Linked DNA regions of Homo sapiens: region 2 is linked to region 1. A link is a contact called in ENCODE Hi-C or POLR2A ChIA-PET data. All regions are on one chromosome and are shown on one strand. The core of a region is the stretch at or near the end of the contact, and the rest is flanking DNA. Distances in the headings are between cores, read along the strand shown.

Region 1 (2,506 bases), core at 5-2,504:
CTCTGTTAGTACTGATTATTTGGAACAATAAATTGTTTAGAGCTATGCTGTTCAATATAGTAGCACCTAGCAGTATGTGCCCATTAAGCGTTTGAAATACGACTAGACCAAATTGAGATGCACCGTAGGCTTAAAATATACACTGTATTTCTTTCCTTTTTTCTTTTTTTCTTTTTTTTTTTTTGAGACGGAATCTTACTCTGTCACCTAGGCTGGAGTGTAGTGGCGCGATCTCGGCTCACTGCAACCTCCACCTTCTGGGTTCAAGCCATTCTCCTGCCTCAGCCTCCCTAGTAGCTGAGATTACAGGCATACACCACCATGCCTGGCTAATTTTTTTGTATTTTTAGTAGAGATGGGGTTTCACCATATTGGCTAGGCTGGTCTCAAACTCCTGACCTTGTGATCCACCCGCCTCAACCTCCCAAAGTGCTGGGATTACAGGTGTGAGCCACTGCGTCTGGAACTCCCCCTGGGAATATTCTCTACACTGTATTTCAAGGATTTAATATGACAAAAAGAATGTCAAATACCTTATTAACAATGTAGTATATTGATGCATACTGAAGTACTATTTGGGATATATTGGTTTAAATACAATATATTTTAAAATTATATTTACCTTTTAAAAAAACTTTTATTAATGAGGCTACTAGATCATTTAAATTTACCTGTGTGGCTTGTATTGTATTTCTACTGGGCAGTGCTGATCTAGAGCAATTTGAAACTTGTGGTAGATATTTTACTAACCAACTCTGATGAAGGACTTCCTCACCAAATTGTTCTTTTAACCGCATTCTTTCCTTGCTTTCTGGTCATTTGCAAGAAAAATTTTAAAAGGCTGCCCCTTTGTAAAGGTTTGAGAGGCCCTAGAATTTCGTTTTTCACTTGTTCCCAACCACAAGCAAATGATCAATGTGCTTTGTGAATGAAGAGTCAACATTTTACCAGGGCGAAGTGGGGAGGTACAAAAAAATTTCCAGTCCTTGAATGGTGTGAAGTAAAAGTGCCTTCAAAGAATCCCACCAGAATGGCACAGGTGGGCATAATGGGTCTGTCTCATCGTCAAAGGACCCAAGGAGTCTAAAGGAAACTCTAACTACAACACCCAAATGCCACAAAACCTTAGTTATTAATACAAACTATCATCCCTGCCTATCTGTCACCATCTCATCTTAAAAAACTTGTGAAAATACGTAATCCTCAGGAGACTTCAATTAGGTATAAATACCAGCAGCCAGAGGAGGTGCAGCACATTGTTCTGATCATCTGAAGATCAGCTATTAGAAGAGAAAGATCAGTTAAGTCCTTTGGACCTGATCAGCTTGATACAAGAACTACTGATTTCAACTTCTTTGGCTTAATTCTCTCGGAAACGATGAAATATACAAGTTATATCTTGGCTTTTCAGCTCTGCATCGTTTTGGGTTCTCTTGGCTGTTACTGCCAGGACCCATATGTAAAAGAAGCAGAAAACCTTAAGAAATATTTTGTAAGTATGACTTTTTAATAGTACTTGTTTGTGGTTGAAAATGACTGAATATCGACTTGCTGTAGCATCTCTGATAGGCTGTCATCTCTTGTAGGCAGTCATTTTGAGATTTGGTGTTATTTTGTTAATTATTGACTAGATGAGTTCCTTGACTAAATAATCTAGATATTGTTTTAACCTTCTGCTCAGTTTGTATAGAGACTTAAAAGGGATTTATGAATTTTCCAAAAGATGGGCATAATATGGGTATGAAGCATAATGATGTTAATAATTTTGTGGTGGGAACTCATTCAGTTGTGATAGTCAAGGAGTATGCAGATTGAAAAAAATGATTGGTTATTAGTTTTTGACTTCTCAGACTCTAAGGTCAAGATTAGCATTAAAAAGGTAATAGGAAATGTTTACAAATTAAAGTCAAAAAGGTCCTTAAAGCTTTGGCTTAAAAAAATAACTGATAGGTGATTTTCTCCAAAAAGTGATTTCAACATTCTGCTTCTCTATCTATATTACTTGTGAAGTATTCCGGAACTTCGTTGCTCACTGGGATTTTGGAAGAATTATGATTCTGGCTAAGGAATGTTTAAAAATTTTAAGTGAATTTTTTGAGTTTCTTTTAAAATTTTATTGATGGTTAATGAAAAGTTTTTACATTTTAAATATTTCATTATTTGTTTAAAACTTAGCTGTTATAATTATAGCTGTCATAATAATATTCAGACATTCACAATTGATTTTATTCTTACAACACAAAATCAAATCACACACACACACACACACACACACACACTCGCACATGTTTGGAACTATCTTTTAAAGCTCGTATAATAATACCCTACAGGAAGGCACAGTAGATGTAATAGAAACCTGTACCATTGGGGGGCAGTATTTTATAGTGGGGTGGCTTTGCTGTTTTTTGTTTTTGTATTTTTTAGCCTAGCTTGAAAATACTTTCTTTAGCTTACTATAGTTTTTGGGACCTTTGGAGTATCAGCTTTGTTGAGCTCATTTGTGACA
Region 2 (2,506 bases), core at 5-2,504, 66 kb before region 1:
TCCAAGCATTTTTCTTATTTTCCCTTTTTCTTCTTGGTTGTTTTTTTTTTGTTTTTTTTTTGTTTTTTTTTTGTTTTTTTGACAGCCCTGCTTGCTTTCATTTGGAATTTAGTCTTGGGTTCTGATGCTTGTTATTGACTGACTAGTTTTGATGACTCTCTTAACTCACAACCAGATTTCTAGTGTTGACTTATCCCTGATACACATTAACTCTATTCATTCTAGGCTTTAGTGACCTATCTCTGCTTCTCAGAATATGACTCTGGGCTGCCCTCTTCTTATATTGGGGCTGCTACCCAGAATGAGCCATATTTACTGTCTAGGAAGAACTGGGACAGAAATGAGGATGGGAGTTTATGGAGAATCCTCCTTGGTGGCTCCCTCATACCTAGCACTGGTTTTTGTGTAGGCAAGTCTTTAATAAAAATGTGTGAATGGAAGAAATTTAAAAAATAAAGCAGTTATGGTAGCACGTCATGATGTGACAAAAGTATTTACTCAATTAATAATGGATGCACTTCTTTAGATGAGGTGCCATGGTAGATGCTGTATTCAAAGGTGAAAATATACGGTCTCTTTCTTCAAGGAATTTGCACTCTCCTGGAAGTTGGGAGTTATAAGGAAAGTCTGAGTGGTAAATTTGGACAGAGATGACAGAGAACTTATTACATTGTGGACCTTAGTCCCAGGTCCAGTTCCAAACATATCTTGAATATGTTAAGGGGAGTTACTGTTTCTGCACTGGAAATGTTCTCGCTGCTATCTGCAGAATAATGGCCTCTGGGGGAAGCTGGGTGAAGGATGTGGCAAGCAATAAACACAAGACCCATTTGAATCGTGAGCAGATTTCCTGGGGCTGCCCATTTCTACCCCCTTGTTAAATTTTTTCTGGGATTCTGGTTAGAAAAGGAGATTTTTCACATGGGGTTTAAAAAATTATGACACAGCCCCCTGGAAATCATCCTGTTTTTATTGGCATGCCTTTTAAAATAATGCAAGCTGCTGTGATAGGCAACTGAAATTCTGAATTCTTTTGGAAATGAGAACGCAATCTTACCAGTAAGGCTGAGCTTTTAAATAATGTCAGTTGATGGTGTGATCAGCGTTTTTTGACTATGAAGCAAGCTCTTAAAAAAATAGAACAACCAAAGTGATCTTCCTCTATATAAACTGTAAATTATCTTTCACAGCACCTCATTGGACTGGTGGCTTTGAGGGCTACATTAAGTAGGTTATCCTCTCATCTAACCGGCATTAGTATCTCTTGGGCTGCTGTGAGTGACACACGCTGAGTGGGGTGAAGGGAAATGCTGGTGAATTTCATTTTGAGGTGTGGGTTGCTGTTAGTCACTCTGTCTCTTGCCATTGCCAAGCACAAGCAATCTTCCTTCACCAAAAGTTGTTACCCAAGGGGAACATTGTCCCAAGCTGTTGACGCTCTCTATATCAAAGCAGCATGGCTCAAAGCAACGATTCCAGTAAGTATTAGGCTCTGCTTAAAATCATGACCTCAAGGACATTTACAATCTTGGATACAACTTATTTCTCTTTGTATTATTGTAGGAAGACCGCATAAAAAATATACGATTATTAAAAAAGAAAACAAAAAAGCAGTTTATGGTAAGTCAGAAAGTCTTCTTCTTTTTTACATTTCCACTTATTTGATGTTTATTTCCCCCTGCATTTAAATTTTTTTCAGAGAGTAATTAAGTAATGATCGGGGGACATTAAAAAACGATTCATAATTTACCATATGCAATTTCTTGTATCTTATTTTTAGAAAAACTGTCAATTTCAAGAACAGCTTCTGTCCTTCTTCATGGAAGACGTTTTTGGTCAACTGCAATTGCAAGGCTGCAAGAAAATACGCTTTGTGGAGGACTTTCATAGCCTTAGGCAGAAATTGAGCCACTGTGTAAGTATACACAACAAATACTGTGCATTTGATCCTAGAAACCTGTTTAGAAGTCAGCATGTAAGAATCTGTCTCACACCAAAGGGTGAGTAAAACGAGCTTTGTAATTGTTGGCTTGTAGTCCAAATGGAGAGGTCATCACCAGGGAAATAGCATTAAATAACTGTACATTACTCAGAATGCTGCTATTTATTATTTCTTAAAGAATGGCTCATAAAACACACTGAAGAGAGCTAAAGTAACATGACATGGTTTTCAAATAAATACTTTAAAATCATTCTCTCATTATGTGATTCCCAAGTAATCCATTCATCCATTTAATATTTCTTGAGTACCAACTTTGTGCCAAACACTATTCTAAGTCTCTCTTTCTCTCCCTTCCTCCCTCTCTCCCTCTCTCCCTTCTTCCCTCCCTCCCTCCCTTCCTTCCCTCTCCCTCCCTCCCTCTCCCCTTTCTCTTCCTCCACCCTCCTTCCCTCCCTCTCTCTTTCTTTCTTTTCCTTCCTTCCTTCTTTCTTTACTTCCTTTTCTTTCTTTCTCTCTCTCTTTCCTTCCTTCCTTCTTTCCCATAACAATAATAACTAACTGATG

Evidence for each region. Hi-C counts contacts between places; a loop is a spot of excess contacts on that map. ChIA-PET counts read pairs that join two places held with the same protein, here RNA polymerase II (POLR2A). Pooled maps may share reads with other maps.
Region 2: a map of CD8-positive, alpha-beta T cell shows a loop between it and region 1 (2.4-fold over the local background). The contact joins the promoter of IL26 here to the promoter of IFNG in region 1. A Hi-C loop is called at or near these places in 2 of 168 maps with a recorded cell type or tissue (CD8-positive, alpha-beta T cell and naive thymus-derived CD4-positive, alpha-beta T cell) and 4 of 50 pooled maps. POLR2A ChIA-PET finds 5 or more read pairs at or near these places in 1 of 52 experiments (PC-9).

Annotation. Positions count from the first base shown.
Region 1 is chr12:68,158,488-68,160,993 of GRCh38, reverse strand. It overlaps IFNG (interferon gamma), which reads left to right and starts at 1,254. Exons shown (of 4, transcript NM_000619.3): 1 at 1,254-1,492. The coding sequence starts at 1,379.
Region 2 is chr12:68,224,558-68,227,063 of GRCh38, reverse strand. It overlaps IL26 (interleukin 26), which reads left to right and starts at 1,254. Exons shown (of 5, transcript NM_018402.2): 1 at 1,254-1,478; 2 at 1,564-1,620; 3 at 1,781-1,915. The coding sequence starts at 1,308.